2 separate regions of the Mus musculus genome follow, and region 1 is linked to region 2. A link is a loop called in an ENCODE intact Hi-C map of the cell type or tissue named here. Cell type or tissue: gastrocnemius. All regions are shown on one strand. Each heading gives the region's core, and the rest is flanking DNA. Links, peaks and the distances in the headings are about the cores only. Region 1 overlaps Acan (aggrecan). Region 2 overlaps Isg20 (interferon-stimulated protein).

What was found. A loop is a pair of places that touch in the nucleus more often than their neighbours do. Peaks named below come from ENCODE experiments on the same cell type or tissue, not always from the same donor. Only the 100,000 strongest peaks of a DNase experiment are listed, where the experiment ranks them.
Region 1: a loop joins it to region 2, with 11 times the contacts of the local background. A loop is called at or near these places in 36 of 42 quality-filtered maps.

What each region holds. Positions count from the first base shown.
Region 1 is chr7:79,076,167-79,088,101 of GRCm38, reverse strand. Acan (aggrecan) reads right to left here. Exons shown (of 18, transcript NM_001361500.1): 2 at 5,838-5,914; 3 at 3,252-3,635; 4 at 1,666-1,840. The coding sequence starts at 5,907. Among named protein-coding and RNA genes, the nearest start is that of Gm26633, 29 kb to the right of the region's middle. In gastrocnemius, for the core only: a CTCF peak has its summit at 7,122 (motif pointing right); DNase peaks (open chromatin) are centred at 6,849, 7,127 and 8,687.
Region 2 is chr7:78,918,363-78,930,297 of GRCm38, reverse strand. It overlaps Isg20 (interferon-stimulated protein), which reads right to left. Exons shown (of 4, transcript NM_020583.5): 4 at 9,902-10,252. The coding sequence ends at 10,136. Among named protein-coding and RNA genes, the nearest start is that of Isg20, 11 kb to the right of the region's middle. In gastrocnemius, for the core only: no CTCF peak of the experiment used is centred there; DNase peaks (open chromatin) are centred at 3,934, 4,488, 5,362 and 5,795.

The DNA.
Region 1 (11,935 bases), core at 4,038-9,037, 160 kb before region 2:
CTCCATAGGAAGAGACAGAGGCATAAAACTACTTCTGTCCAAGTCTGCTCTGCATGCCTGCTGCTCCTTCAGTCTCAATGCTGCTCATGAGTCTCGATGCCTCTGCTACCAAGTGCTCTTGGTACCAAACACTCTCTCCCCCAGAGATACATTCCACGTAAAAGGTCAGAATCTTGTGGGTTTTGCAAACCATGGGCCACTGTGGTGATCATCTGTACTGCAGCAGCACGGAGCAGCTACAGACAATGTGTAACCGAGTGAGCATGGCTAAGTTTCAGCACAACAATATTTACAGAAACTAAGAAAGGGTTGGTTTGGATTTGGCCATAGTGCCAACTTGGTACCACTTGAATCTTAGGTCTACTAAAGTGAAGCAGGGGCTGGATTCTCTTGACACTTAAACTAAGGCCCAGAAATGTGAACGGATTTGGTAACAGACACACAGCTTCCAAATTCCAGGGTTGGGACTTGAGTCTAGCTCTTCCTGAGGCCAATATGTGGACTCTTGCCATGTTAGACTGTTGTCTTACTTATCTTTTGTTTGTTTACTAATTTTTGTAGAAAGGGCCAGTCCCAGTTAGCGTCAGCTGTTAACTTGACACAGTCTAGAGTCTTCCGAAGGGGTCTCAACTGAGGGATTGCTCAGATTAGCTTGTGACCAGGTCTGTGAGGTCTTGAGCTTTGATCAATGTAGGAGAGCCCAGCCTACCGTGGAAGACACTATCCCTAGACAGGTGGGCCTGGGATGTGTGAGAAAGCTAATTGAATGTGAGCTTGTGTGTAAGCCTGTGTGTAAGCCTGACAAAGCAGCATTCTTCCATGGTTCCTAACTGCAAGTGTTTCTACCCTGACTTACCTCAGTGATGGACGGTGACCTGGAAGAAGCTGGAATAAATTGTTTCCTCCCCAACTTGCTTTTGATCAGTGTTTAATCTCAGCAGCAGAGTTGAAACTGTAACAGTGCTGTGAGAACTTGTGACTTAAAATCCCCTAGACTAATCCAGCTTGTATAGCTGTCTTCCTGAGGCCTTGTGGGCTGGCTTTGGGGCTAGCCTTAGGATGTATATGGGGTGGACCGTCTGCCTTCACAGGCTTGATACACTGTACTGAGATGCTTCAGGCAGTCCTCTGTTCTGCTTTGCCATGTGGCTCCTAGGATTCACTCAGAAAAGATGTTTCTAGACACTTGATGTATGTATGTCTTGTCTTACAAAAAAAGGATATAAATAAGCAGGCAGTGTACACATAATATATTTATATATACTATGCAATATATAATATATCGTTGTAATATATTATGATATATGAACAGGCTATATAAATATTAATAAAAAGGCAATAAATAAAAATAAAACTCCAAGTTAAAAGCTGACAAACAAACCAGAAGCAAAGAAACATCAGGAGGAAAAACAGGCAAAGGGGGGAGTGGAGCTCAGAACAAGGCTGCTGGTATTGTCTTCTCCTGGGAGAGTGAATAATGGGGGCCTGGGATGGAACACTGGGTATGCATGTTGACAAGGCCGGACCCTAGACTGGCCAGAGAATTATGTTTGTACCAGCTCAGTGCAGGTCATTGTCCCACCCCATCGTCTGCCTCATTCTGCTAGGCCTCTGATACTTGGCTCTCAGCCCTGACAGATTTTCCTCTGGGGGTCGGAGTCTCACCTGACTGTCTGGTCAGCCAGCCAGCCTGCATCGCACTGGTGGAAGCCATCCTCATAGGCAGCCTGCAGTTGTTCTGGGGTGGCGATGATGGCGCTGTTCTGTAGGCAAGCCCGCTGTGCTCGATCAAAGTCCAGGGTGTAGCGTGTGGAAATAGCTCTGTAGTGGAACACAATACCTGTGGGACACATGGACCAGAGAGCAAGTTAGGTGTGAGCCCTTGAGAAATGGTGACCAGGATCCAGGGGACCTTGGGCACTGTCTGGTCTAGGCTGACATAGTTTATTGTAATTTTTTTATTGATTTGAGAATTTCATACATACTTAAAACGTATTTTGATTATATGTACCCTAACTTCTCTCCCTGGCCCCTTCCAGCTGTACCTCCAACCCTCCACCCCTCCCACTGAGTCCAACTTGTGCCTGTGTATTCCTGGGTGTGGGGCCATCTACCAGAGTGCGGCCAACCCACCAGGGGCTGTACCCTTAAAGAAAACTTCCTCTGCCAGAAGCAGTCAGATCGGCTGCCAATAGATCCTTAGCAACTGAAGTTTGCTCTTGCTGGAACCCTGTCTCCTCTCCACCCCACCCTACCACCTTAACAGGGTGCTCACCACCCCATCATCAGGCATTCTCCTTAAAACACATTTAATAATTCTGACAATAAGAAAGTTATTGGAACGATAGCAAAAACTATCTCCTTGTGATTTTCCTTTTGTCACTCCAGGCCTTCTAATCCCCCCTCTCCACCACCAATCCAGGGAATGAGATATGAGGGTTCCAGGTCTCCAGTGGCTCAGGGGCATCCTGATGAGACCTCTTAGAGACAAAGGAGAACAGGAAGTGAATCTTCCATCATTTCTTTGAAGCTGAGAATAAAGGTTGGAGGAGCGGGCGGGGATGATGCCTGGATGACGTGTTAGGAACCCACTTTCACTCATTTCTAGGATCATGGCAGATATGCCACTTAACTCACTTGCTGATGTGCAAAATGGGCACATTTACAAGGCTGCTGTGGGGTAGGAGCACACCTGTGGGCATGTCTGTGAGGGTTTTACTGAAGAGGGAAGACCTACTCTGAAGGTAGATGGTACCATCCCATGGTCCAGGGTCCCAGAGTGAAAGAAAAAAAGGGAGAGTGATCTGGGTGAACAGTGGGATTCATCTTCCTGCCTCCTGACTGTCGATGCCGTATGATTAGCTGCCTCAGACTCCTACCACCATCTTGTCCCCACCATGGTGGACTGTATGCCCTCACACTGTGAGCCAGAGTAACGCCTTCCTCCCTCACGTGGACTCCTGTCAGGTCTCTGATCACAGCAGCAAGAAACACTGATAGACCCAACAAGTGAAAGATTGTTGGCAAACAAGCTGCCAACACCAGGATGTATTTATGTGCCCCACTCCTAGGGTCCCAATCCCACAGAGAACAGCATTTGCCAGACAGTCCCATAGTAGGGCACGATAAGGAGAAAACGGGTATGCAGAGGAACTGAGTGGGAGAGCTAGTCTCCAAGGTGCACATTGCTGAGGACATCATTCTAGCTCTTCCTACAGGCAACATGGCGTCCCCAGTGGGAGGCCCTTCACCTTTCACTATGACCTCCAGGGTGGCTTCGCTGTCCTCGATGCCGTGCATCACTTCACAGCGGTAGATCCCAGAGTCATTGGAGCGAAGGTTCTGGATCTCCAAGGTAGCATCGCTGGGGATGGCTGGATAGTTGGGGAGCGACACCTTGTCTTGGTAGATGCTGTTGACTCGAACCTGTCCTTCAGTGGCCACCAGCAGTACCACCTCCTTTTCCTTGGAAACACGGCTCCACTTGATTCTTGGGGTGAGGGGGGCAGTGGAGGGGGCAGTGGTCACAGGATGCATGGGGTCGATGAAGTAGCAGGGGATGGTGAGGGAAGACCCTAGGAGGACCTTCAATGGGGATGGTTGAGGGATGCTCACGCTCAGTGAGTTGTCATGGTCTGTGAAAGAAAGGCGGGAGGACAGACATGTGTTAGGAATCATAGAGACCCTCCTTCCAGGCGTGGAAATGCAGCCACCCAAGAGGCCCTTATCCAGCCTACCATGTGGGAACCTGGGGATTCTCCAGGTGTCTCCCCACCCTAAGACAAAAATCCGGAGCCAAACAAAGACTTCCAGAAGAGCATGAGAGAGACCTCAAACCTTAGACACCCAGAGGGGATGCCAACCCCTAGATACACAGGACCCTTATTCTTAGAGTAGTGATATGCTTGATTCACAGATTTTAGAAAAATATATTGAAGTATTTATTTTGGATATCATGAGTTCTCCATAAAAGGTTCGTGTGTGGAAGGTATGGCTGTGTTAGGAGAGGTGACTGGATGGGGATGTGCTGCCTCATGGGGGGAGATAAATCAATGCAGATGCAACTTTGGAAGGGATATCTTGTTCGCAGCCCCGCCCCCAGTCTCCCTGACTCCCTGTCTCTGTCATTCTGTCTCTGTCTCTCTGTGTCTTTCTGCCTCTTTATCTCTGTCTGTCTGTCTGTCTGTCTGTCTGTCTGTGTTTGTCTGTTTCTCTCTCTCCCTCTCTCTCTTTCTCTCCCCCACCCACATCTGTTTCCAGGCTACTGTGAGGTGAACCTCTCCCCTCCACTGTACCTTCAGGCATGACATTTCTGCCTTGCCACAGACAAGCTGTTTTCCTGAGATATTTTTCTCATAGAGACAGATACTGTCCTACACATTGGGCATAATAATTATTAGAATTACAAAATTCTCCACAGCCTTTAAACTTGAGACATAGGACTTCAAGATAGATATATCCCATTCTGGGAGGTCTGCTTTGGGCTTTAACTGGAACTTGTAGAAGGGCAAGACTTTTAAAGTCAAGGACGAGAAGACTGGGGAGAATAGGAGGTCAGGCATTTATTTTTTGGCCTGTAGAGTCAGAAATATGGGGTTGGGTAGGATTAGACGACATAAAAATTATGGAGTGTGTCAATAGAGAAGACATAGTGTTTCCTAAATTCTGTTGGAAAGGGAGAGAGAGAAACAGTCTTCTATACAGCACCTTTCATGGCAGGTCTTAAAATTTTAGAACCCTCCCTTTCAAGGGATGCTACAGGTTGAAATAAAAATGTTTAGAATAGTTGTGGGTGGTAGAGACATAGCAGGGTAAGGATAGGGGGGCCAGGAATGTCTGGAGTCCAGCCTGGACCTTTTGATGTCTGGACAGATTCCACCATCTCTCCACAAACACCTCCATCTGCTGCCCAGCCCTGACGCCGGTGTCCACAGCCTGGCTCTGTAATAGTGGTCCTCAGGGGATAGCCAGAGACCACTGTTGAATCCAACTTGGTGGTTGTCAAAGCTCTCAGCCAACCCTAGTGGACTGTTTTGCTAATATGGACACATCTCCCAAGGTGATGGCTAGGGTCTGGGTATTCATAGATCTCTGAGCATCATTGGAGGTCCAGATAACCACATCTACATATTCAAAAGCTGTGAATCAGGCCAGTATGTGAGTGAATAAAATACTGAGTGTCTTTCCATTTCACCACGGAAAGTTTTTTTTTCCATGACCCTGAAGTCCTGGAGTTTTGCATTGGCATACAGTGGGTTGTGGGGAGGGAGGGTGCCCAAGCCTCCTCTTGTCCCTGCCACCATGAGCAAGCCTTCTCTTATCCCCTCCCCTCCCACTGTTTGGGAGGTCTCACAGACTGTTCAGCCCTTGAGTTCCAGATCCCCACACTGTGTGCCAAGTCCTTCACATGTCCCTTAAGTCAGGGTTGGGGAGCTCACACCAGGGCTGTGCCCTCACTTCTAGAACGTTGAAACCAGTCTTTTCAACGTTGTTCCTCAGGTTCTCGTCTCCCCTTTGGTGGTCCCATCCATGCCCCCCTCTGGCTCCCCATGTCTTCTCTCTACCCCATTCACTGTGGAGTAGTTCTGCATGAGATTCCCCAAGGGTTCTGTGAAGGAGGCTGAGCAACTCTCCTTGCTGAGGGCATTCAGTGTGTGTGTGTGTGTGTGTGTGTGTGTGTGTGTGTGTGTGTGTGTGTGTTCCTACTACATCTAGAAAGGGCCAAGAAAAGGCCAAAAGAAGGGGCAGCAGGGACAGTATCCCAAAACGAACTTGTACCCTGTATTCGGAACCCAGTACCCACTGAATAAAGGAGTCATGCATAGAACTGTTCTCACCTGGAACTTCTTCTGAGATCACTGCAGCGATGACCCTCAGAGTCACAAAGACCAAGAGTAAAGTGGTCATAGTTCAGCTGGAAGAGATAGCAGACAGTTTAGGCACAGGATAGTTACGGAAGAGATGCCGTGATAAAATTCATGGCCAAAGCTCTGAAATCACATTGAACAGCAGGTGGGTTGCCATGATTTGGACAGTGTTTCCACTAAGGCTCCTTTCCTCAGAAACCGTCATCCTTTCTTAGATTAGTTCCAAGGTGGTTGGTACATTGGTTCTCCCATCTTCCAGTGGAGGCTCGTCCTAATGAATCCCAGTGATAGCTACTGATATGTGCCAGGTGGACCATAGATGCTCAGGTTTATACACTGTGAGGGGTTTTGCATAAACCCCAGAATCTGTAGACCTAGAGGGCCTCCCCTCTGCAGTGTGGGTGGGTCACAGCCAACCACCTGAAGGCTTTAACATAAAAAGGACCCTTTCTAGAGGGAGAGAGACTTCTCCCCTCATGGCTTTCCAACTGATTTTCTCCTCCCTTTTGGACTTGACCTGAAGCATCAGCTTTTTCTGGGGTTTGAACATGTGGAGTTTCAAACTGAAGATGTGTAGCCAGGTGCTCTGGCCTCTTTTTGAGTCTCTGCAACTCTGGGGACCCACAGCCTCCACTTGTATTGACTTTATTCTCTCCCTCTCCCCCCCCTCCCCCGCACACACACACAGAGTCATGCAAGGGCATATCTTCTGCTGAAATGAAATGATTGGTCAGTAGTGGAGCACACATGTGCAAACCAATCGACTGCATGCCAATCATATGAAAGTATGGGGAACATAATTATGTATATAGTACATGAGGCTTGGTAATGACAGATCTGTTGCAACCACCACTTAAAGCTCTCCCTTGAACAGTAGGGATCCCCAACTCCAGCCAGCAAGCATAACTGAATTTATCAAGCCATCATCTGGAGCAGTGGCCTTCAGCCAGCTGTATGTGGAAACAATCTGGACCTCATGGTACCACTGCCCTGGAGGGTACACAACCATGCCACTCACACACCTTCTGAGACCTGCACTGTGTGACACCATGCCCCACATGCAGCAGCAGCAGCAGCAGCAGCAGCAACAGCATTTACTTTTGGTCTAAGAATAATAAAGGAAGCCTTGGGGATGGGGCAGTGGTAGAGGACAGATGGGATCTGCAGCCACAGAGAGCATCCTTCATGGAGACAGCACCCTTCCCCCTGGCCTCCAGATCCCAGCCTCAGCTCTGTTGGAGTCCAACCGTCCAGCAGGTGTCGCTCTCTGTTTAGTCACCATAGGCTGGGCCAGCGCAGGGATCAGGGCGCAGCACCCGTAGGAGCATCAAGATTGTGGGGAGGGGAGACACTGACATTTCCATCCAGGGGTTCCTGGGGAGGAACAGTCTGGGCCCAGGACAAGGGGACCCTTTCCTGTCTCTGGAGCTTGGCATTTTTGACCATCAGTCCTCGACCCAGGCCTGAGAAATGAAAGGCCTGTCTGTGCGGCTGAGGGCATAGAGGCACATGACCCCTTGTGCTGTAGGAAGTCTGGAAAGTTCCACAGTTCTGAGAAATGGCCCCTTGCTTCTCCTTAGGGATTTTATGACTTAGATACTAACTTAAAAAAATAAATTTCTGGGGCCCCAGGTCTGGCACTTTGAGGAGACACAGAGTTGGAGAGGGGTTCTTGTTCAAGATCAGTGAACCAGTCAGGGCTAGGAAATGGTTTCCTGGAGGGTCAAGGAAGATCAGCCTGAGGTGTGTTTGCAGAGGGACCTTTACCCAAGACCCAGACACAAAGCTAGCCTGTTCCTCCCTCAGAACACCCTTCACTTGGAAGTCTTGTGTATGTTTCGGAGTTGTGTTTCTTCCCTCGCTCTCTGAACAAGCTGGACATTGTCTGGGATGCAATGGTGCTCTGTGGGGTTTGGGCTGGCTCTGTTTTTCTCCCTGGCTTAGACCAGGAAATGTGAAGGAATGAAAGGGAGGGGGCTGGTGCGGAGTAGGCAGCAAGACTAATTTTATTTCTTCTTCTTAAAAACTTTGGGATAGAATTATCGCAATAAATATGCTCTTGTGTTTGTGTGTGTTTTCTCAGTTGTAAAGAAAAATAGGGAGCAATTCCATTCTGTCTGGGTTCCAAGCCTCTCAGAGACTCAGTGAGGCTTTTATGTGAGGATACTGACTTTGCCAGCCCACGCTCACTCGTGGACAGAGAGACCTTTCTCAATGGGAAGGAAAGCGAGGCCGTGGGAAGGGATGGTACATGAAGGGTGTTGAGGATGGGGAGATGAGAGGAAGGCCTGAGATGGACAGCAGTGGGAGCTCAGAAGCACGGGGATGGCCCAGCAGAAAGCCTCAAGGATCCTTGTGTGCCAGGGATTGATCAATTGTTAGAAGCTTGACCAGGAAAAGCTGCAGGTTCCTGCTTTTCATATCTCTGTCTCTGTCTCTGTCTCTGTCTCTCTCTCTGTCTCTGTGTGTGTGTGTCTGTGTGTTTCTGTCTCTCTCTGTGATGTGTGACTGCATGCACGCATGTGCATGTGTGTCAGTCTGTCTTTGTGTGTATGTCTCTGTATGTATGTGCCTGTGTGTTTGTGTGCATACGTGTGAATATGGTCCATAGTTGGAGGCAGGGACTTCATCAGATCACATCATTGAAAGTGTAGCTCATTCTCTCATTCTGAATTCCTTTTTTAGCAGCTCTGTCAAGACTCAGACCCAGGTCCTGGCCCTGCCGGGTCACTTACTGCCTATTAACACAAGACCTGTTCTTGCTGTTTCACAGATGGAGTGAGATGTCTTGCCAGTCAGTTCTTCTCATCTGGGCTGGGCACTGTGCCTTTGGCACTGTACACACACAGGCTGTAGCATCAGCAGGGACCCACCAGTGCCACTCTCTCCCACCAGCCTGTGTGAAACACTTAGAACCCGTGAATTGGGGACGATGGAAATAGATGTGGGAGGGGAGGCTTCCTACCTGACAGGAGGATCAGGCCAGGTGACTTTTCATAAAGAAAAAACTGTTTTCATTCAAAAGCAACACCACTGCCCTTCCAAAAGCTAGAGAAACAGGAAACAGGGAAAAGGAAAAAGGAAGAGGAGGAGGAGGAAGAGGAGGAGGAGGAAGAGGAGGAGGAGGGGGAGGAAGAGGAGAAGGAGGAGGAGGGAAAGGGAGAGGAGGAGGGGGAGGAAGAGGAGGAGGAGGAGGGGAGGGAGAGGAGGAGGAGGAGAAGGAAGAGGAGGAGGAGGGGGAGGAAGAGGAGGAAGAGGAGGAAGAGGAGGAGGGGGAGGAAGAGGAGGGGGAGGAGGGGGAGGAAGAGGAGGGGGGGAGGAAGAGGAGGAGGAGGAAGAGGAGGAGGGGGAGGAAGAGGAGGAGGAGGAAGAGGAGGAGGAAGGAGAAGAAGAAGAGGAAGAAGAAGAAGAGGTAGAGGAAGAAGAAGAAGAAGAGTTCTCCTACATCCCAATCCAGTGTTTGTTTTTGTTTGTTTGTTTTTGTTTTGCTTCTGTTTTTTGTTTTGTAATTTGCCATCTTTTTGCAACCTATTTTCTGTTTCCACAGAATTCATCTGATGAAAGGACAGTTTTGTTCCTTCAGAAAAGAACACGATGGGGTTTTACAGTGTGACCTTCCTTTTGAATACCTGTGCTGGTAGCTTGGGCAGAGAGAACTTAGTCTGTTCCTGGATGGGACCAGAGGTTCCAGTCCCACATGCATCCCTTCTTTATCCAGCAGTCTGTTCCACTGCCATTGGCTCCTGTGATCTTCCTGTGGTGTCTACCATCCAATCCACATAAAGCCCAGGGCGCAAATTCAGGGACCTGTGTGCTCCCCACCCGCTCTTCTGTGCAGTCATTCTCAGTTCTGCACACTGAAGCTCCCAGGACTCTTTCCTCCTTGGAGCCACAGAAGGCCAGAGTTGGGATTGACCACTGTGAGCTTCAAATCCAATGCATTAAATTTACAGCTGAAGAAACCAAAGCCCAAAGAGGTTCAGGGTTTTGTTGAAGACCATGCAGCAGGTTAAAGGTGGACCTATAGCTAGAGTCCTATTCCAAGGATTGGTTCTTCCTATTTCTCAGACTTTGTGAGCTTCACAAAGTAGTGATCATGGCTAACTTACTCCCTGCTGTCTTCCAAATACTTACTGTAGTCACATACACACACACACACACACACACACACACACACACACACACACACACACGCACAGAGAGACAGACAGAGACAGACAGAGACAGAGAGACAGAGACACACACAGAAATAGATAGTTAGATAGATAGATAGATAGATAGATAGATAGATAGATAGATAGATAGATGGAGGGCAGGGCACTGGGCATCTTGGGAGTCATCTCCTTCAGCCCGAGGTCTTAGGGGTGGGGAGGTGGCACTGGAGGCTTGTGATGGTTCAGCATTCATGTGTGCAGAACCCCAGGAGATAGATCCTCACCTCCATTTTACATTTGTAGGTCTCAGCTAGAGCAATACAGCTTGCTCACGGTGCACATAGCTGAACTGGCACATCAGCATGGCATGTGACTTCAGGAAGGTCAGTCCAGGTCAGCTCAAAGGAGTAAAAACCAGGACCTCCCCTCCCAGGCGTCCCAGGGAAACCGAGGCAGTGCTACACTCAACTCAGACTGGCTTTCCACAGTCAGTATAAAGCATCTCTTTTCAACTCCACAGCCAGCAACTGTTACATCGCAAGTTTGCACTTGGGTGTTATTTGGGAGTGTCTATACTAGGGGAATCAGCAAACACCCATGAGGTGAAAACCTTTTTTTTTTCCTGAGAGTGGATTTGCCAGTTCACTGGAAATAACTTATGCTAAATATAAAAGAAATCTGGGAGAAAGACAAGAGGTGCTTCTCCTTTCTTAAGAACATGACTTTCTTAAAGCTTAGAAGCAACACTTACTTGGGGGTGTTAAGTAGTATGGGACCTGGACCTACACAAAACAGTCTGTAACATCTCCTCACTGAATGGATGAGTGGAGACTGGATTTGGCAGATTGGGGAGCCAGGAAGACTTGCACTGGACAGAGGTGTCCAGTGTCTTTAATGTAAGTCTTAGAGAAAGCAGCAAGGTTACTGATTCCTCAGCCACTGTCCTCTACCTAGCCACCTCTGTGGGCTAATCTCTAATGGAGCCTTTCCAGTTGCCACCCACCCATGGATGAAACCTACCCTGAGATCTGTGCGTGACCATGGTGGCATGTGTCATAGACACTGGAATTTCTAATCTTGCATGGGGAAGGGCCCTGTGAAAGAGGGGTCCCAACCTTAGTTTGTCCATTTCCTACGTATCTCAAACAGACAGTGTGGGATGGCGGGTGCAGCGGGACAGGAAGCAGATCTCAGCTCAGTTTTAACTCACTGTGGAACAAGACTATTTGCTGTCTTTGCATATGTAAGTTGAAGACGTCAAGTGCATGCTCATGCGTGCGCAAGCACACACACACACACACACACACACACACACACACACACACACACACACACTTGAAGTTTAAGTTATTTTCCTTGTATGCCCTTTCTATTCTTTCATACTTCCTTTTCTCTCCTTCCCTCACTTGCTCCCCCCTGCCCTCCTTCTCTTGCTTCTCTCCTCTTTGATCTTCTTAGTCCCAGTTTATTATGTGAGCTATTCTTACTGAAACATCCTACGTCTAACTCTACAGATCCATGATCCTGCTTTTTAGCTAATTAAGTGAGTCCTCTTGCAATGGCATTATCCTTGGGGTGGGGGCTACTGCAGATAAAGCACTCAAGGCCACAGTTTGGTCTCCCTAGAGAAGCTCTGGACTGAGAGGGGCTGGTGAATGGGAAGAGGGGCTTTGCCTCCTTCAGAATAACTTACAGTTTATGGGTCAGGCAAACCTGGAATTAGAGATAGAATGAGGGGTGCTGAACCTTAATCTGGACCATGATCAAAATGGACTTTAAACATCCAATTTGTTTTTCTTTTTTTTTGAGACAGGATCTCATGTAGCACAGGCTGGCTCAGGTCGTACCATGTAGTTGAATATAACCTTAAACTTCTGATGCTCCTGCCTCTAACTCCTAAGTGTTGGATTTACA
Region 2 (11,935 bases), core at 3,528-8,527:
AAGCTTGAGGTCCTATGTCCCATTACCCAGGATGCCATGTGGTAGAACCACCCCCCACGACTCTACCTCTACATACGTGTTCCCACACATATATGCCCACATAAACAAACAAATGAATGTAACGAACATCTTAATATATATTTGAGATGCACAGAAATAAGGCTTGTGCCTGAGAAATAAGATATTATTAGTGTTTAAAATGCCCTCGTGAAACTCCATAACTCTATTCAAACATCTGCCATTACAGCATGCTAGATTTTATTTTTCTATAAAGTTAATATCTGAACAGTTCTTAAAAGAAATTAAACAATATAACAAATCTTATCGTAGCGAACAGTGGCCCTTGGCCCAGCTCTCATCATCCACAGTAACAGCACAGCTATCCAATGGTGAGAATTCTCAGTGTACATAGCTCTTGCTTCTGGTGGTTACCTCTACTTTCTAAATAGCACCCACATGTTGATTATTTCCTCTGTGGAATATCCCTGATGTGAAATGTGAAGGTAATGGTGCACATGTGTACACTCTCCCCAACCTCCCAAAATAGTTACATTATTTGGGGGTAAGGGCCATTAATCAATATTCAATTTTTGTGGTATTATTGCATGTAAATACTACTATTTTTGTTCCTTGTTTTGAATTGTCTCGTTTTTTAACTGGGTTTTCAATGTGCGTATAATTAATGCAACTCCAAGCAACCAATTCTCTTCTCTTAGAATGATTCCCTCTCTGGTTAACAAGCTCCAGGCCTCCAGACAGCTCTCCTGCACTTTGTGCTGGCTTCTCTGGCCTCCACACATACAGCTTGTATCTGGAGGCAGCCCCGTCCCTTTCTCCTGGGAACATCTTTCACCTGTCTCTCACACAGCGACATTTTTCATTTTCCTTCTTCATTTGTGTGACAATAGCTTCTTTAAAAAGGAATCTGAAAAATAAGTATTTGGAAGTACAGGATTTTTTTTTTATTGGTTAGCCTGATACTCAATATAAGGCATAGGCTTGCCTTGAACTCAGAGCCATTCTCCTGCCTTAGCCTCTGAAATGCTGGGATTATAGGCATGAACCATGTCTTTGTTAGAGTTACTATTGGTGTGATAAAACACCATGACCAAAAAGCAAGTTGTGGAGGAAAAGGTTTATTTGGCTTACACTTCCATATTCATCACGGAAGGGAGTCAGAACAGAAACCTGGAGGCAGGAGCAGATAGATGCAGAGGCCATGGAGAGGTGCTGCTCCCTGGCTCACTTCCCCTGACTTGCTCAGCCTGCTTTCCTATAGAACCAGGACCACCAGCCCAGGGACAGCAGCACCCACAATGAGCTGGGCCCTCCCATAGCAATCACTAATTAAGAAATGTCTTACAGCTAGATTTTACAGAGGCATTTTCTCAGTTAAGGTTTCCTTCTTTAAGATAACTCTAGCTGTGTCAAGTTGACATAAAACCAGCAAGCACAAACCATCCCAGGTTTCTTAAAATATATGCCTTTATCCTGACTTCCTATGTTGTGGCAGGTTAGGACTGCAGGCTGGAAACACTACTTCAGGATCACAAGACATTATACTCTTCAAGTTTCTGGTCCTGAGACATCTGACACCCTTTAGATACCTAGTCCATGGGGTACACCCTGATATTCCTCTCTGAAGGCTCTCGAGTCCTTTTTTTCAATCCACAGCAATCTAACTCCCACACTGGTGTGACATAGTGTAACCTTTTTCCCCCGCCATCTTACTGAGCACTTCTCAAGCCCTGTGTCTAATCTTGGTGAACTGTCCCCAGTTCCGGGAATTTTTCTTCCTTTCTATGAATGAGAAAGTTCCTGGGAAGGACGTCATGTTACACTGAAGCTTCCTTAGAGGTAAGGAAATTCCATCTTGACCCGCTGTGGAGAGATTGAGATGCCAAGGTTGAAGGTCCAGAGCCTAATTGCAATTTAACTTGGACTGTCTAGCTCCCTTAGAAGGCATTATTGCCCACATCTGGAGGAGACCTGACATCTTTGTGAGCATTAGGTAAAAATTGGCATGTATAAACAGACCACAAGATTTCATCGTTCAGAGGCCCATGAATGTGCCTGCCTGATGTCTTCAAAGTTCTTGATGGCTTCCTTTGTTTCGTTGCTATAAAAATGTCAAGAAACTGCCAGCACATTAGAGAATGGACCTTGGTGTAACCTGCATCTGTGTTCCCAAGGCCGTGGCCATTCATATTTGGCTCTAGAATAAACTACCTCTTATCCCCTTGGAGGCAAGAAAAGAGTTGTGTTCTTGTGTTGTCTTCATTTTCTCTCAGATACTGAATTCCTGGCTGGGTCCTTTAACTTTCTCATTTGAGTGCCGTCTCTTTGTCTCTCTGTTTCTCTCTGTGTCTCAGTTAATCTTCTGTAATATTTAAATGACTTGATATCTTTTGGTACCAAATTTAAAGCTTATGCTACATCTTTAATTGTGAAGAATGTTTTTATTCCTAATATATTCTTTTTAAAACACTTATTTGGGGGAGTAAAAAAACCTCTTGATTTCTGAGTATAATGAGTTATAGTTTCATTTTTTCTCTCCTTTTCTCTTTGAGTTTCCTTCCCATATCTATCTGTTCTTTATCTATTCTTCCCTTCTGTCTGTCTGCTATGGGCCTCTCCCATCCTTTGCTGGCCACTCACATTGAAGACCGATGCAGTAGAAGAATGTTTGAGCGTCCTTCATGTTGTAGTGGCCTTGACTCTGGCCTCCCTGAGCCAGGGAACAGAACCACAGCTGGGTACTGGGCAGTGTTTTAGCTGCTTTGCCACTGCTGTGGGGCACAGGCAGAGGTTAGCCTTATCTGGGCTAACGACTTCCCCAGTCTCAGTCCATGACTGCTTGGCCCTGTCACTCAGAGCCTGAGATGGTACAGAGGATGATGCTGGGGACTGTGTGGCCCAACAGCAGAGCTTACTTCATGGTGGCTGAAAAGGAGTGAGACAGAAGAAAGGGGTCAAGATCTCAATGTCTCCTTCAAGGGCATGGACCTAGCTAGTGAGCTAACTTCCTCCATTAGACCCCATCTCCTAACGTTTCCACCCCCTCCCAGTAGCATCACAGGCTGGGGACCAAACATTCAATAAGGAGCCTTTGGGGAGAACTTAAGATTCCAAACTACAACAGGGGTCCCACTCAGCAATATGTGTAGATCATTGCCGTTGGCCTGGCTTCCTCGGAGAAATCCTTCAGTCTCACAGCAGGGACAAGAGATGGCAGACACATTCTGTGGGTATAGCATGGAGAATCAATCCTACAGTTAAGAGAGGGCTCCCTTCTCAGAATGCTTACACTTCACATTACCCCAGGACTTAGGCCCTGACAACTACAAAACTAATCTCATTTTGGGAGCTATGACATTTCGGGGCATTTCAGTAAATGGAACCACACAGTCTCTACCTGCTGGGACTGATTCTGCACTTTGACATAATTCTCTAGAGAGTAACCCACATCGTGGAGCGATAGCTACATGCTATGGACACAGTATAGCTTAGCTAAACATTCACTCATCCATGAATACCCAGGTTGCCTGCTAGAAACACTGGGTTCAGACTTTTGGTGTGAGCATGCACTTTTGTTTTCCTAAGATAAAAACTCATGTGTGAGATCACAGGAGCATTCTAACCAGATATTAAGGAGCAAGTGGCACAGGCAGTGACCGTGACTGTGACCATGACCGTCTCAGAGGACCAGCTGATGCCGTCGGGTGGCGCTCCATCCCTGCAGCAGCTAGTCTCCCACTCAGAAAACCTTGTTGCATGTTTGTTCAGAGCCTCCCTCCTGAGTGTGTCGGTGGAAGCCAGCATGTACAAGGCTGTCTCTGACCCTCATGTGAGCACTCAGAGGACGTCCCTCTCATCTGCCAGCTTCAGCTTCAGAGCCAGAGAGGAGACAGATTCTGTTCAGAGTCACCGGGCCAAGAAACAAAGCCGCCAAATCCAGACTGTGTGCGCGATGCCTGGCAGATTCTGCCCTTCGCTCTGCCGCATCCTGAGCCAGACTTACAGGGTTTCAGAGGCACGCCAGTCTGTACTGAACAATTCCAGCCATTCCATGTCCCATGCAGGAAAGATGCTAACTCCATAGAAAGAATGCTTATTTTAAATCTGCCCTCATTCAGGACTCCCACTCCACCCCAGATCTACAAGACATAGATTGGGGATCAGACAAGCAGACCTGTTCCAAGCCCCAGAGCAAAGACTGAATCTAGCTTCAGATATAGAGACTGGGGCAGCAGAAGGGGCTGGGACCTCCCGCCTGCAGTCCTGGGTTTAGACTTTGTTCCTGAGGCCTCCCTGGAGCAGAGGCCTCCAGGTTCTGCCACGAAACACATGTGGCTTGAAAGGAAAGCGCTGGGGCTGGGCCAGGGCCTTGCCTTTCCCTCCAGCTTTCTCATCCCACAGCAGGAAAAGCATATGTTCTTTCCATATAGAGGAGAAATTGTTCCGAGGGTGAGTAAGTCCCTTGTCCATGAAGCTGGCACAGCCCACAGACCACTGGGCAGGAAGCTGGGCAGCACTGGCTCCCACTCTTGGAAGCCGGACCAGGCCGAGTTGGCTGACACCCTCCAAGAGGGCGGGATGGTGCAGGGATGCTGGACTGTGGTGCCTAGGTCATTGACATTTTCAGGGCAGGGACCTGGGGGTGCTGAAGGTTCTTAGGTGGATGAGCGAGCAGGGAGTGCTTTTCCCATTCAGCTGCTGGGCTGGAGGAGCAAAGAAGCAGGGGTTTGCCAGAGGCAGGCAACCTGCAGTCTGGGTCTGAGTCAGAGGTGACTCAGGTGTGTGTTCAGCCAGGCAGGGTCATTTCTAGCTTGTTATTTCCAATACCTCCCCAAGTTTTCCTCTGTGCTTCAGGGTTAGGTGGCAGCCGGTGACTCATCCTTGATGCCAACTATCCTTCCACCAGCCCTAGATATGCAGGGGACACTTCTCCTTCCTGGCTGAGAGGGGTCCAAATTGTTACCCGATTTACCCCATTGATTAAAGAACTTAATATGTGTGGGGTCAGAGGAAGGTGGGCAAAGTGGGTTTGGTGTATGATGGGACGTTGGTCAGGGGGTCAGAGTAAAAACATTTAGAAGATTGTGAGACACAGTTTAGAAAGTCAAGGACTTGGGGCAGAAGAATGAGACAGAAAATCATCTGGAGATGAGACTTGTCACTGGGTCCTGAGCATAAGTGGTAAGGGACCATCCCTACTATATAACCTAGGGGTCCACCTGTCATCAGGCCCCTCCAGTCCCAGGATAGACAGCGCCAGGTGAATGGAGGCCAGAGCCAGCTGGCAGGCAGAGTGCAGCTTTAGATAGACCAGAGGCAGCCCTGACGCTGTTCCCATTGGCCAGTCTCGGGACATTCCCATCCGGGCCCTCAGAGCGGGTGCTGACTCGGATCCTCCTCCTTCCCCAGGCTTGTCCAGAGAGTCCCCTCAGGACAGCTGGGAATAAGGAGCTGGCCCCTTGCAAGATGCAGGCTTTCCCGTGGGTTTAGTACCCCTGGTAACAAGCTAGGCTTCAGGGCATCCAAGCATCTCAGCCTGAGGCAGGAAATTTAGTCAGAGCAGTCCTTTAAGAATCTAGGTTTGTCCTGCCATTCAAACGAATTTGAAGCCACTGAAAGAATGGCGGGCTTTGAGTTGGAGGGCTTGGAGCCATCTTGGACCTGGGCCAGCTCTCAGCCCCTTTCTGAAACTAAGACTAGCAGTCCCTGACCAGCACCCAAGCTTTTTTAAAGTTTTCCCCACCACTGGACTTCCAACCTTCAGGGCAGCCTTATTAGGCTGATGGTTCATGACTGCCACCTAGTGGTTATCGACTGCCAGATGGGGTAGATGAATCCGTCGATTTTGGAAGTTCATAGGAAACAATAGAGCAGTAAGCATGGGGGTGAGGAGCGCACCCAGAGAATATAAACTGCACTCTCCAATCCTGGGAGGAAGTCCCCAAGTTCCCTGAGCTCAGGATCACAGATGGCAGGCACTGCCACAGTCAAACACCTCAGGTTTGGGGTGAGGTGGGACCAGACGTGAATCCCTCAGACCCTAACTTTATCTGTTGAACTGTGTTTTGTGTTGTGTTGAGACAGGGTATTGTTAAGGCCTAGGTAACTTTTACCTGTCTGACCTGCCATTTGTGCTGTTACTCATGGCACAAGGAAACGTTCTGCTGTGCTGTTACTCGGAAACTTTCTCATGCTCTGCTTGTTTGCAGATTCTGTTCTGTTCTTTGGTGTTCCTGGAAACCAAATCGCAACAGAAGTCAGCTAGAACGGCTTTGTATAGTTAGCCACAATGATCTTGGACCTGAACCAACCACCAGGCAGCACTTCCTGTACCCATGTATAAACCTTTATGGCTTCTTGTCTTTATAAGCTGCCTCTGGGACGACGGACCCCAGCATAAGAGAGACATCAGCACCAATATAAGAAACTTCCAGTTAGAGTAGGAGTCAAATAAAGTTTAAATTCCCAAGGCCTCCCTGGGAACTGACATCCTACTTGGCAGAAAGAGACCTCTATGTGGGTAACTGGCATCCTGGTTGGTGAGTTAAGATATGAATGTTAGGCAAGGCAGGTCCCCTGCCACAGTTGAATACCCCAAGTGACAACAGGATACGTGTACAACAAAGTTGTGTTCCTAAGGAAATCCCCTGTCACCAAATCCTGATTGGTGGAATAACTTGGCGCAGATATTTGTGGATTTCAAGTCTTAAAAGATCTGTAGGATCCTGGCTCATGGTTGCAGCCAGCTCCTGAGTCTGGTCTGTGCCCTTGATCGATCAGTCCTGGAGTGAACGTTCAGTAAAGGATCCCTGACTGACTGAGACTGGTGTTCATGTGGTTTGTGAGCGACTCCTGGACCCCAACAGGTATGAAGTGGGCTAAGCTAACTTCAAATCTGCTGTGTAGCCAATGGTGACTTTGAACTTCTGAGCTTTCTGCCTCAGCCTCCTGTGTGCCGAGATTCCTGATATACAGTACCATGCCTGGTTTATGCGGTCCTGGGGATCAATGCCAGGGCCTTGCTCATGCCAAATTCACAAACTAGCCATATCCTCAGTACTCCTCCCACGAGCCCCTCATCTTCGAACCAAGACTACTTAGGATCCAACCTGTAGGGCCTCAGACCTCCTTCTGCATGGGTACTCCAGGCAGAAGAGGCCAGAAAGGTGACCAAGCTTCCTGGGTTGAGGCCGGCTGTCAACTGTAACTGCGTATTGCACTTGCCTGTCACTCAAGCAGTCCTTTTCAAAGCCAGGACCCTTTGGGATGGAAATGCCAAGCGTGGGTAAGGAGGTCTCTGCCCATTAGAGTCAAAGGCAGCTTACTGTTCTCACCCATGTGTTCCACTGCAGATCTACTAATCCAGGACCCGACTCCTGTAGTCGGGTCACATGGGGTGTCTGTTTTGTTTTGTTTTGTTTTCAAGCTCTATGTGTGAGCCTGGTCCTCTGCAGTGTGAAGCCATGAGGTGCTTTCTGAGGGACCCTGGGACTTGAGTACAGAGTGCTCACACTCAGTATGCAGTCGGTACTGAGCGTCCCCAGTAGCTTCCCGTTCTGCTGGTCTGGGTTGGAGCCTCTGTTAGGTAGTTAGATATTAACAGGCTTGGAAAGCTTAGGCGCTGGAGCCTGCCTCATAGTCTGCAGCCTATAAAACAAAGGACAGGGACTTCTGGGTATCGGTGGTCACATGGTTGGGACCCCCTTGGACAGCCTAACTATTTGAAATGGCTCCACGGAGTCCTGAAGTTCATGAAAAGGGGAGCCTTCTAGTAAGGAAGGAAAAACCACATTATTCCAGACACACACCACTGAGCCTCCTCCTGGAAATCAGAGCAAGCTGCTCCAAAGAGAAACACCATGGACTGGAACAGAGGCCTCAAAGGAATGCCAGGGCTTTGTTCTTGGGATTGTAGAAGTGACGCCAAGCCTGCCTGGTGTGTAAGTCCAGTCACTGGTCTCTTTGGCCATTGTCTGCCCCCACCCCCTTGATGGCACTTGCTTTGCAATAAATTCTGTCTTCTACCTGGCCCTTTGTGGTTCGTATTTGAATTCTTACCCTGGAAATCATGAGGGTTAGAGACGGGAGTCCAGGTGAAGATTCTGGCAACAACCCAAGAAATGCTGACAGTCACTGACACTTGGCATCTGCTTCCAAGAAGACATGGTGCTAGTAGTTGGGAGAGGGAGTGGAGGACAGGAAAGTTGGGTTGTTTGCTGTTGGTCACACGGCTACTAAGGGGCAACGCTGGCCTCCTGACCTAGTTCCCTCAGACTCCAGACTTTCTGCCTCTGCTTCAACACCAATCTCGCAATGAGGTGGGTGGACCCCAATGCAAGGAGCACGGGTAGCAGTGCCCCACCCTGTAAATGTAACAGGAACAGGGTGGTGGGGGCTTACGACTCCTGTTACTCAGATTCCAAAGTGGTCTCCTTGAATGGACAGGATTCAGGATGCTAAGGAAAGCCAGCGGCATAGGCTTACAGTCCCAGCTAGTAGCTAGAGTGAGGCAGAGGGACTGCAAGTTCAAGACCAACCTGGGCAATTTAGAAGTAAAAATTAAAAAAAAAAAAAGGAGGGTGAGGCGGGGGATGGGCGTAGCCAAGTGCTAGTACTTGAGACATAATGCATACAAGGCCCTGGGTTCAAGTCGAAGTACTGGGTGGGAAAAAGCAGGGAAGAAGGGAGGAAGGGACACAAGGTGGGGCAAGGCGGAGTGGTAGATTTAGGTATTTGTCATTACATGTGACCTGAGCTTGATCCTTGGGACCCATGTGGTAGAGGAGCAGAGAACTGACTCCCAAGGGAGGTGCTCTAAGCTCCATGCACGGACCATGGCATGGTATGGCAGGGAGGCAGGGGGGGGGGAGGGAGGGGGGGGGAGAGGGAAGGAGGGAGGGAGGGAGGGAGGGAGAAAAGGAAGTGGGTAAGGAGAGACAGGAGGAGGAGAAAGGGCAACCAGATAGAACGAGGAAGGGCTCCATACTGGCTAGGACGCATCATGAAGGAGGATATAAGGCTAACTGTTTTTCTAGTTCTAACTCCCCTATGGTTTTATGTTTTGGTGGTGGATGGTGCATAAAAAAAATATCACAGACGTATAAAATCTAACGTAAAGATAAGCAGCTTGGGCTGGTGAGATGGCTCAGTGGGTAAGAGCACCCGACTGCTCTTCCGAAGGTCCGGAGTTCAAATCCCAGCAACCACATGGTGGCTCACAACCATCCGTAATAAGATCTGACGCCCTCTTCTGGAGTGTCTGAAGACAGCTACAGTGTACTTACATATAATAAATAAATAAATAAATCTTAAAAAAAAAAAAAAAAAAGATAAGCAGCTTTTGTTCTAAGTGGCTACTCCAATTATACGCACATCCACTGAGGTCTTTGAATATGGTTAATTTGGGTGTGTTATTATTTTTTTGCAACTTTTTAAATAAAGTTTAAATTTAAAAAAAATTCATGGCAAAATGTGGGGGAGGGGGAGGGAGGGGGAGGGCTGGGGATGTGGCTCAATGGCAGAGCTCTTGCCTAGCATCCATGAAGCCCTAGGTTCAGTCTCCAGAAGTAGGACGACATCAGCAAACATCTCTGCACCTAGGCTGGCTGTGGTGATCCGCACCTGTCATGCCAGCACTAGGAGGCCGAGTCAGCACAGTCATGAGTTTGAGGTGGGCCTGGGCTCAAGAAGAGTCAGGAAAAGCACATCTTTCCTATTACTGCCATGCCCGGTGCCCTCTTCACAATGTATGAAATAAACCTGGGGAGGGGAGGGAAAGAGAAAAGGGAGAAAGGAAGAAATGAGGGTGGAGTGAGGGATGGGTGGAGGAAGAGGCACCTGCCCATTTCCTGGGCTAAAGACAAGAGGTCCTGGTGGTGGGCAGTTAGACAAAATCAAAGCCATTTATTACTAAAGTTTTTTTTTTTTTTTGGTTTTGCTGTTGTTGTTGTTGTTGTTGTTGTTGTTGTTTTTGCCTCAAAGCAAGAGAGTTGCTGTAATGGGGGAGTGTTCTTGGTTTTACACATTGCGGTGGTTGGTGGCAGTGGTTGTTAGAAACAGGTCTCATTCATGGAGAACTTGAGGAGTGGCAGCTTCTAACCCTGGATGAGGATGAAGTTCAGTCTGACGTCCCAGGGCAAGGCAGCCCTCGCTGGGCTCTGAGTCGCTGAGAGATTTTGTAGAGCTCCATTGTGGCCCTGGCATCTTCCACAGAGCAGTGGCCCCGCCAGTTGTTCTGCAGACACAGGGAGAGCAGGAGCTAAGGGGCTGCCTCCCCAGTCCTGGAGCTGGCCGCTCAGTCTGTCCACGTGTCCCTGAGGTCCCTGACTCGGGTTTGGGAGGGGTGTCAGCAGGTGACTAGAGCTGGACAGGGCAGAAATAACAGCGTGCGAGCGAGCAGAAGCAAGACTCTCCGGGAGCAGTGGGCAAGCGAGGCAGCTCGGAGGTAGAAAGGGCGTCAGCAAGCGGAGATCAGCAATCCTGACCATTCCGACATAGAGCAGAAGATGAAGGATGTCAGTGCCTGGCAAGATGCATCCTCCAACCCCCAAGAGGCTGCCAGGCAGGACCTGGGAAACACGAGAAGGGCGAGGCGCTAAAACAGAAGCTCTTTGAAGGGGGGCAGAGCACACAGTGGAACTGGGTTCTGTATACTTTCCATTCAGGAAGAAATAACTGCCACCTACCACATGCCACTGCTATGCTAATAATCATTTGACCTGTGGAACCTTCCTAAACTCCAAGAGCTACATCTGATCATCCTCAATTTTAGTAGTGGTGACACAGGCTCAAACACTGCAAATGTTATGGAGTGAAAGCTTATGTCCGAGAGCCAGGCCAACTCCGGCAGCATCTTTCACCCCCCTGTGCTTTCCAGGCCTGGCTGTTGCAGTCTTGCCTGCATCTGGCTGCAGAGGGATCAGCAGGCCTGTTTCTCTGATGATGTCCATCTGCTAAGGTGGCCTGCCTTTCCTCCCAAGGGCTCCTTTTCCACCACCCTCCAGACCAGGGGCTAGGAACACCTGCAGGGAGGCCCAGCTCAGGGAGGCTGCAGCATCCTATCCTATGGTGTCAATAAGCAGGTGGCTGTGGTGTCTTCTACTTCCCAAGGTGGCTCCAAAGACTTGCCCGGGTCACCAACCCTCACTTGCCAGGCAAGGGAACTAAGGACAGGTTTCTGAAGTCTACTGCTTTGCTATCTGAGGTGGAAGCTGCAGGTGGCTGGAGCATCTTCTGTGTGGGGTGGGAGGTGTCAGCCATGAGAAGAGGGTAGTTCTGGCCTTGGTCCCAGTTTTAGACACCCTCCCGGGGCCTCAGGCAAGTTTCCAACCTATCTGTGCCTGCTTCCTCTTCTGTAAAATGATCTGGGTACACCTGCTCCAAAGGCACGAGAAGTTCAGCAGTTCCCAACATGCCCTAGGGCTGAGTACAGAGGGCCTTTCCCTCGCCTCCTGTGGTGCTCATGCCCTTGAAGGGCGGCATCAGCACCTGACTGTGACAAGCCTGGGCCAGCTCTCATTGAGGTGATCAGCAGGGTGATTCCCCTCAGGCAGGAGCTGAAGGGCAGGTTCTGAGGACATCAGTGAGGTGGGAGCTGGTGAGGAGAGTGAACCGGAGAACTAACACAGCTGAGGAACAGAGCTTAAGAGGCCTGCAGACCAGGTTCAAGGTTTCCCAGAACAAGGCCTGAGCTGAGAGCTACAGAGGGTAGGGAGGGACAGGTACACAAATATCCTTGTAGGGCTCCTGAGTCACCAGGCACACCAGATCACCACATGCCCCCAGGTTACAAGAAAAGTCAGGACCTTTATCCTAGGTCAGGAGACTGACAGACCAGCCAGGTTCAGGCCCACCCCTGCTTCCAACACAATCTCTACAAATACGGGATGGGGCTCCATGCCACTAGCCATTCACTCAG